Regions from separate parts of the Homo sapiens genome. Here region 1 is linked to region 2. Evidence: chromatin contacts called from ENCODE Hi-C or POLR2A ChIA-PET data. All regions are on one chromosome and are shown on one strand. Each heading gives the region's core, a stretch centred on a gene start or an enhancer-like site at or near the end of the contact. The rest is flanking DNA. Distances are from core to core; before and after follow the strand shown. Region 1 overlaps LOC124903334 (a long non-coding RNA gene). Region 2 overlaps RAD51B (RAD51 paralog B).

Region 1 (4,548 bases), core at 1,481-3,980, 75 kb before region 2:
TTTTCTCTTCTATCCAGAGCTTCAAAAGGCACTTCGATAATTGTTTGAGGCATGAAAAAGGCAGGTTTCAGCTTTCCTAACTGGAATGGAGGTAATTACTGTCTTCCACACACGAGCCGGTACATGCTTGAAATCAGATGGCTCTGGGTTGTTTTAGAAAGTGTAGCTGGGCCTCTGAGCCAGGAGAGGGAGGATTATGGAGCCTTCCAGCGGCTCCATTCCAGAGAGGGAGGAATTCAGACATCCCAGAAACGGTGAGGGTAACTTCCATATTTTTTTTGCAGTCTCTTCAATTCTGCCCAAGAGATTTGGCCTGAAAAGATTGTGCCTTCAACCTCATCCTGGAAATTCAGGTAGCATTTTTCGGTTTTCTCTCTCAGGAGACAGAAGCTGACACCCCACATGACTCCCATCTTGTCTGTAATCAGCAACCAGGGCTTTGACCTGCACTGTCCTCCTTTCCAGCAGCAGAAAGGGGTCAAACTGAGCCAGGTCTAGTAAGAGCTATCTCAGAGAACCAGAACACGGATTTGCTTTTGTTCTCTCAGGACAGCAAACCCAAGGGAGGGCAGACTCAGGCTCACATCCCACTCACACGGCCCTGAGTGTGGACTGGGAGCAAGACGCTGCTTCAAATTTCAGCCTGCCAGCTGTGTGTCCACAGGCAGCTAACAAACATCTCTCATCCAGCCACAGCCTCACCCAGAGAAGAGTAACCGACCCAACCTTATAGCGTTGCTGTGAAGTCAGTTAACATAGGGCTGAAGTTTGCTGTGAAGTCACAGCAACCCTATGTTATGGTTAACTTCATTTAACATAGGGTTAATGTAGGTTTAATATGAGGGGCTAACAATTACATATAAATGTTAGCTACTGTAATTGTCAGATGCATGGCCACTGGTGCCAAAGGAACCACTCTGAAAATTCTGGAGGTTTTCAAGACTCTGGGGATTCAGAAATGGAGGAAGAAAAGAAGCTGCTGCAGGAACAGTGCAGGGAAGCTAGAAGGGAACAGGGTGGCAGCCCCAGCTCAAAAGGTCTTCCCTCTCAAGGGCACCACCTGAAACGTATAAGGTTGCCTGAAATTCCACAGATTAGACATTTAGTTTTGCTTCTTTACAACAATATATCTCAAAGAGAACTGGCTGGTTAAACATTATTCATACATCTGTGTGAACTGGTTTATTTGCTCTCTTCCTAATACCTACACACTTAGAAACTCCAGGGAGCAAAGAGCTTGGGTCTGAGTTAGGGACTAGGAAAGGAACAGAAAGTAATAACTTAGAGTCATGAAGCACTGTCCAAGACATGGCCAGCTGTTCAGACTCTGAGAGCCCCAGTTCAATTCACTGGCTGGCCTGCAGACAGCCTGCCTGGCTCATGAGAAGGGAGGAGTGGGGAGTCAGGACCTGGAGGTCCTGAGGTGCTTTTCTGATGTTGGTACTTTCACGTTGCCCACTCATAAAATACCCTTTGTAAATGGCTTCTGGGACTCCCTCCTCTCTGGGAGTGCCTCCTTCGTGAGCTCTGCATATGGGTGGCCCAGAGAGCAGGCCCCAGCTGTTGCCTCTCCTCAGACATTCCATCCCTATGACCTCATCCAGGTGCGGGCTTGAGTCACCACTCCACTACAGACTCTCTTGATTTGGATATTCAGTTGCCTACTTGACATCTCCCTTTCAAGTACCTCAAACAAAACGCTCCATGTGCCCTTACCCCTACCCCCTGCCACCCAAAACAATCCAAACAAAAACTCCATCAGCCTGGTCTCCATGGACATGTTCTTGATGCAGTCAACCTTTCAGGACTATTGACGTTTCTCTTTGTACCTTGTACTTTTCTTTCACAGCCCTTAGGACAATGTATAATCACTTACTTATTTTCATATTGACTTGTGTAATACCTGTTTCCCAATAGACTGTAAAATTCATGAGAATGAGACCAGGTGGTTTGTCTCCTGTTCTTCCCCACACCCTAACTGGCACACAGTAGGTCCTCACTATGTATTTGTTGAATGGATAGTATTAAAGTGAAGATGGGTCCTAGGGTGAGGAAGAGTTTCTGGGCACAAAGAAAGGCCATGAAACCTGGCAAAAAATACATATGAGCTCATATCTTGTTTTCCTGAGGAGCTATTTGGTTTCTTCCTCCTCCTATTTGATGAAGTTATATGTTTAATTAAAGCCCTGAACAGTTAGAACAAATGTATAGGAAATGATCACATGATCATGAACTTAGCAAACAGCTACAAGCTTAACTGTCTAATATGGGGAGTGCCTAAATGATATGTATCAATATGGTTGACTCTCAGTTATCCATTCCAGTGGATAATCTAATAGCCAGTAATCTAATAGTTCATAATTTACTTGCCTATAATCCCATAAGTTTTACATGTGGCTTTGGATTATGTTTTGGAATTTGCACCAGGGTATGGGGGCTCTGATGGTTTAGGAATTCACAGTACTTTGAGCATATATGTCCTATGTCACTACCCCAGTTGCCCATTAAGGATTCCTCTGGGTTCCAACTGCATGTGGAAAAAATACTGCATTGTGCTTAGGAGGAAAGTGCATTGGTCTTTGTTTGTTTGTTTGTTTGTTTTGTTTTGGCTGTAAAAATTGGGGTCCAAACCCCAGCTCTTGCATTTACTAACTAGCTCTGTTTTCACACTACTTGTCCCCGTCTAAACCACTCCCTCAGGCAGGTGCAAAACAAGGCGAAAGCAGAGTTAAGCTCCTTATGAACTTTCTGTTTTACATCTAGGCAAAGAAACGTTCTCTCTTCTCCTTTTTTTCTCTTTTTCTTTCTGCCTTAGAAGACCTTCTCTTCCAGCTCAGTGGGATGAAGTCAACAAGGTCTTTGCTTTACAAAATCATGCCTGATTGGGAAAGATCCTGAAAATGTCTAGACAAATCTGAAAGAAAAATGCTGTCCTGGGCAATCTAATACAGAAAACTGACTCTGGGCTTTCCCTGGGCTCCACTGGTCCCACCAATGGTGCAAATGACGGTGACTTTCTCCACGTTCTACATACATCTGGGCATTTGCTCATGCTGTCTTGGGTCAAAGTCTCAAGTTGGAAAATGGATTCATCCTGAGATCCAAGGCAGAACCAGTCGTGTTGTCAGTGGGTAGCTGAGACCCCAAAATTCCCACCTCTTTTCCTGTCATGAAGTTTCTATCTCGAGAGAAAACAGCTGTCCATTCTTAGGCCAACTGGGACTGAAGCCAGCTGTTCCTTCCAGATGCCAAGAGTCAGATGCACGCCCACTCTTTTCTCCTATTCCCTAAGGCTGAAGTCTCAAACTTTATTGAATTTATTAATAACCTCAGGGACTTGCTAAAAAGCATTTCCCCAGGCTCTACCTCCAGAGAATCTGATTCAGTTAATTCAGGTTGGCCAGGAAATCTGCATGTTAAATAACAACCCTCCTGCCCCACCTCATTTCTGATCTCTAGGAAATTCCTATGTAATTGGTCTGAGAATCATACTTTGAGTGACAATAGCCACAGTGGAGGCACTGGTGTGCCGGTAAATGTTTAACAACTGGCTCTGGAGGTGGAAAAGCCTGGTTTGTAGCTTGCTGATTTCTGTGGTATAAATATTCCCACCTTGGTCAACTCAAGCTACAAATATGACATCATGATTGTGAAGTTGGGAAAAGGTTTGTGCAATCAGTTCTGATAAGCCCATAGTAACTGATTTCAGCATGCCCACTGGGTGGAAGTGGCCGGATGCCTCCAAATGCTGGTTCCTAGGCTCTGGCATAGAAGGGCCACTGTTTGGTCCAGAATGTCACATCCCCTAATTTTTTTTCCCTAAATCCTTCGTTTTTTGAATGGTTTGTTTTGGTTACTGGCTCTCGGAGACCTTGAGGGGTTCCAAGCCAGAGAACAAAGAAGGGGAAGAGAAGGAGCTCCAAGAAAGAAAATGCAATTAGTGTAGGATGTTGGCCTCAGCTACGCTGCTAACCTTGTTCAACCCAGCTTTCAGCAGGGAAGGGGTTTCAAACACCTGTCTCTGCCTTCATTTGATAAGCTTTCTGGTCAAGTCACATTAACCTGATCCTGCTGACCTGGAGAAGGATGAAAAGGCTGAGTGTCGGGGACCTGAGGGGATGAAAGTGGATGGGGGAGGCCTGGGGGGGGGGCTCATATGACCTGGGGTCACCATCGGCTTAAGGCTTCCCCTTTGTCTCCCTGCTCTGGCCCCATGTTTGAAGGTTCTGGTGATTTCCTCCCGCCCCCCGACTAGGCGAACAGATGTGGAAAGATCTCCAGTTCCCAGGGCTCAGGACACAACTGCCTGTTGTTTCCCGCCTGCAGACCGGGGCCTGCAGTCACAGGCAGAACAGCTACGCAATCACTTGCCAAAGAGCTGAGCCCAGTCAGGTGTGGGGTGCAAGCCTACTCTGCCTTTTGGGAGTGAGAGGATGTGTAAGCCTAGCTGAACAAGAATGGAAAACAACCATGTTCCCGCCCTGTTGTGCTCTAAGTTCACTGTGTAGGAATTCAGAGGCACTTTAGCAGAGGCAATGACTTGAGCTC
Region 2 (4,486 bases), core at 1,495-3,994:
TAAGTTAATATTTTTTAACTTACTCTTCATCTGAAACTTTTCAAAGAGCCTTATAAGCCAGAAAAGCTGTTTATTGTAAGTTTAATGCTTTTTAGTTAATATTTTTTAACTTACTCTTCATCTGAAACTTTTCAAAGAGCCTTATAAGCCAGAAAAGCTGTTTATTGTAAGTTTCATGCTTTTTTTTTTTCTCTCTACTGTGGTGGAGGTGAATAATAAAAAGGCCAAAAGGAAACTAGGAAGAAGAACAGCAAATGCATAAGATGGAAGAGGAAAAGAAAAGGAATGGAATAATATAGGAACCAGGAAAGTAGACCTAAGTAATCAGAAATTATCTCTACTTAATGGGGGAATAAACTCTTTAACTTAACAATACAGGTTCTCATTATTAGAATTTTCTGGCCCACATTTGTATGTAACTATGAGGATCTAATATGTGTATTATTATTATTATTTTTATTGAGATGGAGTTTCACTCTTGTTGCCCAGGCTGGAGTGCAGTAGCACAATCCTGGCTCACCACAACCTCTGCCTCCTGGGTCAAGTGATTCTCCTGCCTCAGCCTCCCGAGTAGCTGGAATTACAGGCATGTGCCACCACGCCCGGCTAATTTTGTATTTTTAGTAGAGATGGGTTTAGTAGACCACGTTGGTCAGGCTGGTCTCGAACTCCTGACTGCAGGTGATCCGCCCGCCTCGGCCTCCTAAAGTGCTGGGATTACAGGCATGAGCCACCGCACCCAGCTTAATATGTGTATTATTTAGTATTCTTTCTGTTGCAAGTAACAGAGATGTGATTGAGACCAAACAAAAAAGGGAATTTATTGGCTCACTTAACTGGAATGTCAGGAGTAACTGACCTGAGGCACAGTTGGATCCAGGGCCTCAGATGATGGCCTCATAATCTTATATTAATTCAATTATTCAATTCCTCCTTCCACCTGGAACATTCTCTCAATCTCTTGTTTTTCTCTACGTTGATTTATTGTCATTCTGAGGTGAGTTCCTTCATATGGTGGCAAAGACAGCCACAAGGAGCTCCAGGCTTATATCCTACCAATTTAGCAACTCTTATTGTTCAGCAAAATTCTGGGCTTACTCTATTCAACTTAGCTTGGGTTAACCAACTATTGCAAACCAATCTCTGTAGAAAGGAAATGTGATCCTTCCATTGGTCAGACATGAACCCAGTGGGTACAATCAGCCCTCAGCTCTAACTAGACAACATAGGCTGAAAAAAATTGAAGAGGCATGTTTCCTTACAGGAAAATCATAGTGTAGGTATGAGAGAAGGGGTAAGAGATCAAGGGCAAGCAGAAATACCAGATGTCTATCACATTGTTTATGAGGCAAGACAAACTAGTAGCTACAAGTCACTTCAGAGTCTCTTTTCTACCATTTACTAGTTGTTTTAACTTCAGAGCACTTCATAATCTCCATAGCCCATTTCTTCCATCTGTAAATTCAGGGTAGTAATACCCACTTCACAGTGTTATTGTAAAAACCCACCTCACAGCATATTATAAAGATGATGTTTGTATAGCTCTTATCATGTGCCTGGCATAAAAATGGCAGCCGATAATGTTATTATCAGCATTCCCTGGAGCGGCTATTATAGAAAGCACAGAGGATACAGTAGAAATGGGTAGGAAAGAAAGTTGCATAGCTATAATTTAGACGTCAAACCATGACATGTAGCCTCACTTTTGAGCCCCTCTAGAGTCTATTGGTTTAATCTTGGCACTTGAACAGAATCATTGCCTCCAATACCTTAAACCGTTCTCAGTCCAACACCACATTTGTTTCCACTCTACTGTACAAGCTCTGGAGGATAGTTGATCCCTCTCATTCACCAAGTCAATCACTTTCTGTATACCTGCTCATGACTTTAGAAAAGTCTTAATTATAGATTTCCCAATATAAGGATGATACTACTTGAAACTCATCAAGACCCAGTTACAGTTTGAGGTGGGTTAACAATTAAGAATGATAATTTTAATTATTTTAGTATCTGTGGCCCAGTGTCATAGACTGAGGAAGGTGGGGTTCAGGAAAGCCAGTCAATTATAAGCTATATCTGCAGGATTATACCTTAAATTGGTGAATAATTATTAAGACCAATAACAACTAACAATTAATCTCTTTGGGATTGAGTTTCTTCATGTATAAAATGGGGATAATAGTACTTACCTTACAAAGATGTTGATAATAAATGCATTTTTATTAATACATGCACAGCACTTTAGTACTTAGCAAATGGTCAAGTACTTGATGAATGCTAGCTATTATTGTTACTGTCGTTGTTGTTTTTAAATACTATTGAATTGGAAATCAGTAAATTAGTAATCTTATACAGAATCATTTTTAAGTAAGAGATCTTTTCCTTCTGAAGGAAAGAAAGTTTAAGAGGTCTGGCCAATCCTATGGGTTTACAGCCATGTGAAGCTGAGAAGAGAATTCTGCAGTCTCTTCCCCTAAATTGTCCCTTTGTTGAAAGCCTTGTGGGCTAACTCTTCAGCCTGCAAGCAGAGTGTGAATGTGGGAAGACATCCTGTAGTTCTAGTTTGCTGTTGGCATTGGGTTCCATAATGAAGGTCTCTGGACCTCATAAACAGTGCCATGAGAGGAAAAATTTGCCAAAGTTCAGTTGCATATCAAAGAAAGCCACAGAGCCAGAGAGCTCCCCGAGGACCCACACAGCTGCTTTGTCTACTGCCAAGCCATGGCTCTAATGCACGGATATGCCTGTGGGCCAAGAGCCAAAGCCACAAAGTTCCACCAGTTCATTTAGCCTTGGCATTTCAGTGTACTGAGGGATCTGTTATTTGGGTTGCTGTCTCATTATTAAGGGGTAAAAACAGAAATATGCCCCCCCATCACCAGAAAACTGGTTTACTAAAATCACCACCACCACCTCCACCCCATCCCTGCTCCTACTGTGAGAACAGTTCTACTGTCCTGTGTGACAAAATACAGCAAATGCCAGTTTTTCTCACTGGTGACCCCTGATCACTTTGTGGTCATTCTTTCCCATGGAGCTGACTTGGATGGGCCAGTTTCTGCATCCCAGGGTAGGTGCAGCCCTGTGGCCAATGCCACCACTGCTGAGTCTATCTTAAACCCTATCCCTCTAAAATAAAACACTCTGGATGGTTTAATTTCCATTCCAATAGCTTTTCAAATTTTCCCTAAACCTCTTTCACCTCAAAACACACACACACACACACACACACACACACAATTCACAATTCTTTCCACCTGTGGAATTTGCTTATTTCCTCAAACAATGCCCCCTAATCCAGTGACTACAACTTTTCTTCCTGGAAGTCATGATGATTTGAGCTCTAGAAATGTCCCTGAATGGAGAGCTATGTAGAGGACTTCGCACAAGAGAATACTGAAGTTACAAACAGTAGCTTGTCATCTTTGGAGAAGTTTTATTTAAGTCAACAAATACAAGTTGGGCATCTGCTCTGTGCCAGGCACTGTGCTGTGACTTGCAGCTGGCATGACAGGGAGGCAGTCAGCAGGTAACTGAACATAAAACCATGTGCAATGAGAGTCCAGAGAACACCCGTTCTTCATTCTTTACAAGAATGTAAGAGATAGAATCATGAAGGCCATGCCATGGAGAACAGGCTGAAAAGTTCTAGGCACTAATATACACTTCAAAGTCATACTGGAAGCATACAAATATGAGTACATAATGCTTTATGAGTAAAGAAAAGGTACCTAGCACTACTATTTCTTATCCATGAATTCGGTTTGAATATTCAAAATTCATCCCTCACTAGAGAAGCTTTTATTCTTGAAAGCAGAAAGTTTTGTTTTTTTTTTTTAAACACAAATTCATGTTTTCATATAGGAAAATGCAGTCCTTGAGAAAAAGTGACTTATTCAAGGCTAGGCAAAGTTGGTGTCCCAAAGGCTGAAGGTGGACAAGCTGGGGCAGCTCTCAGAATTCCCATCTTCTGCATTACCATCAGACCACCCTGCCATAATAAAACCAACCCCATGTCTTGGTTTTGAGCATTTGAAAAATGGAAAGAAATGTGACATTTTCCATTTGAAAATGGAAAGAAATGTGATAGGGAATCTTAGATTCCCTGGCTTTCTGATTACTTGCAAATCCACATAAGGCTCACATATCACCCTCCTCTCATTTGTCAGCATCTGAATTTTTTTGGTCATCATGTGAGTGATGAAAACTTAAAAGCTACGTTGATATGTATAGCATGTGGAAAACCACTCCCAGGTTCCTTCTGCCCTGGAAGAGTCAGAGGCACATGCGCACATTTCTTATACACCCAAACAGACCTATTCGTCCACTCGTGAACACATTCAACATCATCAGACACTCGTTCAAAAAATAGCATGCTATGTGCTGACTCGATGGGAAGCCACAGGCTAAGTTCTCAGACCCTGGCCAAGAAGAGATGGGATCCAACTCATCCCTAGACCACAGGAAAAATACTTTCAACCACAGA

Evidence for each region. Hi-C counts contacts between places; a loop is a spot of excess contacts on that map. ChIA-PET counts read pairs that join two places held with the same protein, here RNA polymerase II (POLR2A). Pooled maps may share reads with other maps.
Region 1: a map of endothelial cell of hepatic sinusoid shows a loop between it and region 2 (4-fold over the local background). The contact joins two enhancer-like sites. A Hi-C loop is called at or near these places in 5 of 168 maps with a recorded cell type or tissue (PC-3, PC-9, cardiac septum and 2 more), 3 of 37 single-sample maps with no recorded cell type and 3 of 50 pooled maps. POLR2A ChIA-PET finds 5 or more read pairs at or near these places in 10 of 52 experiments (A549, CD4-positive, alpha-beta T cell, HEK293 and 7 more).

The regions. Positions count from the first base shown.
Region 1 is chr14:68,518,158-68,522,705 of GRCh38, reverse strand. LOC124903334 (a long non-coding RNA gene) reads left to right here. Exons shown (of 3, transcript XR_007064223.1): 2 at 1-91; 3 at 285-4,548. It also overlaps a transcript of RAD51B not described here. Among named protein-coding and RNA genes, the nearest start is that of RAD51B-AS1, 170 kb to the left of the region's middle. Within about 2 kb of position 2,730, at least 11 of the 41 ENCODE cell types and tissues checked have a DNase peak (open chromatin) inside an H3K27ac peak, as active enhancers do.
Region 2 is chr14:68,443,194-68,447,679 of GRCh38, reverse strand. The region is part of intron 9 of RAD51B (RAD51 paralog B); the gene reads right to left. Among named protein-coding and RNA genes, the nearest start is that of RAD51B-AS1, 240 kb to the left of the region's middle. Within about 2 kb of position 2,744, at least 3 of the 41 ENCODE cell types and tissues checked have a DNase peak (open chromatin) inside an H3K27ac peak, as active enhancers do.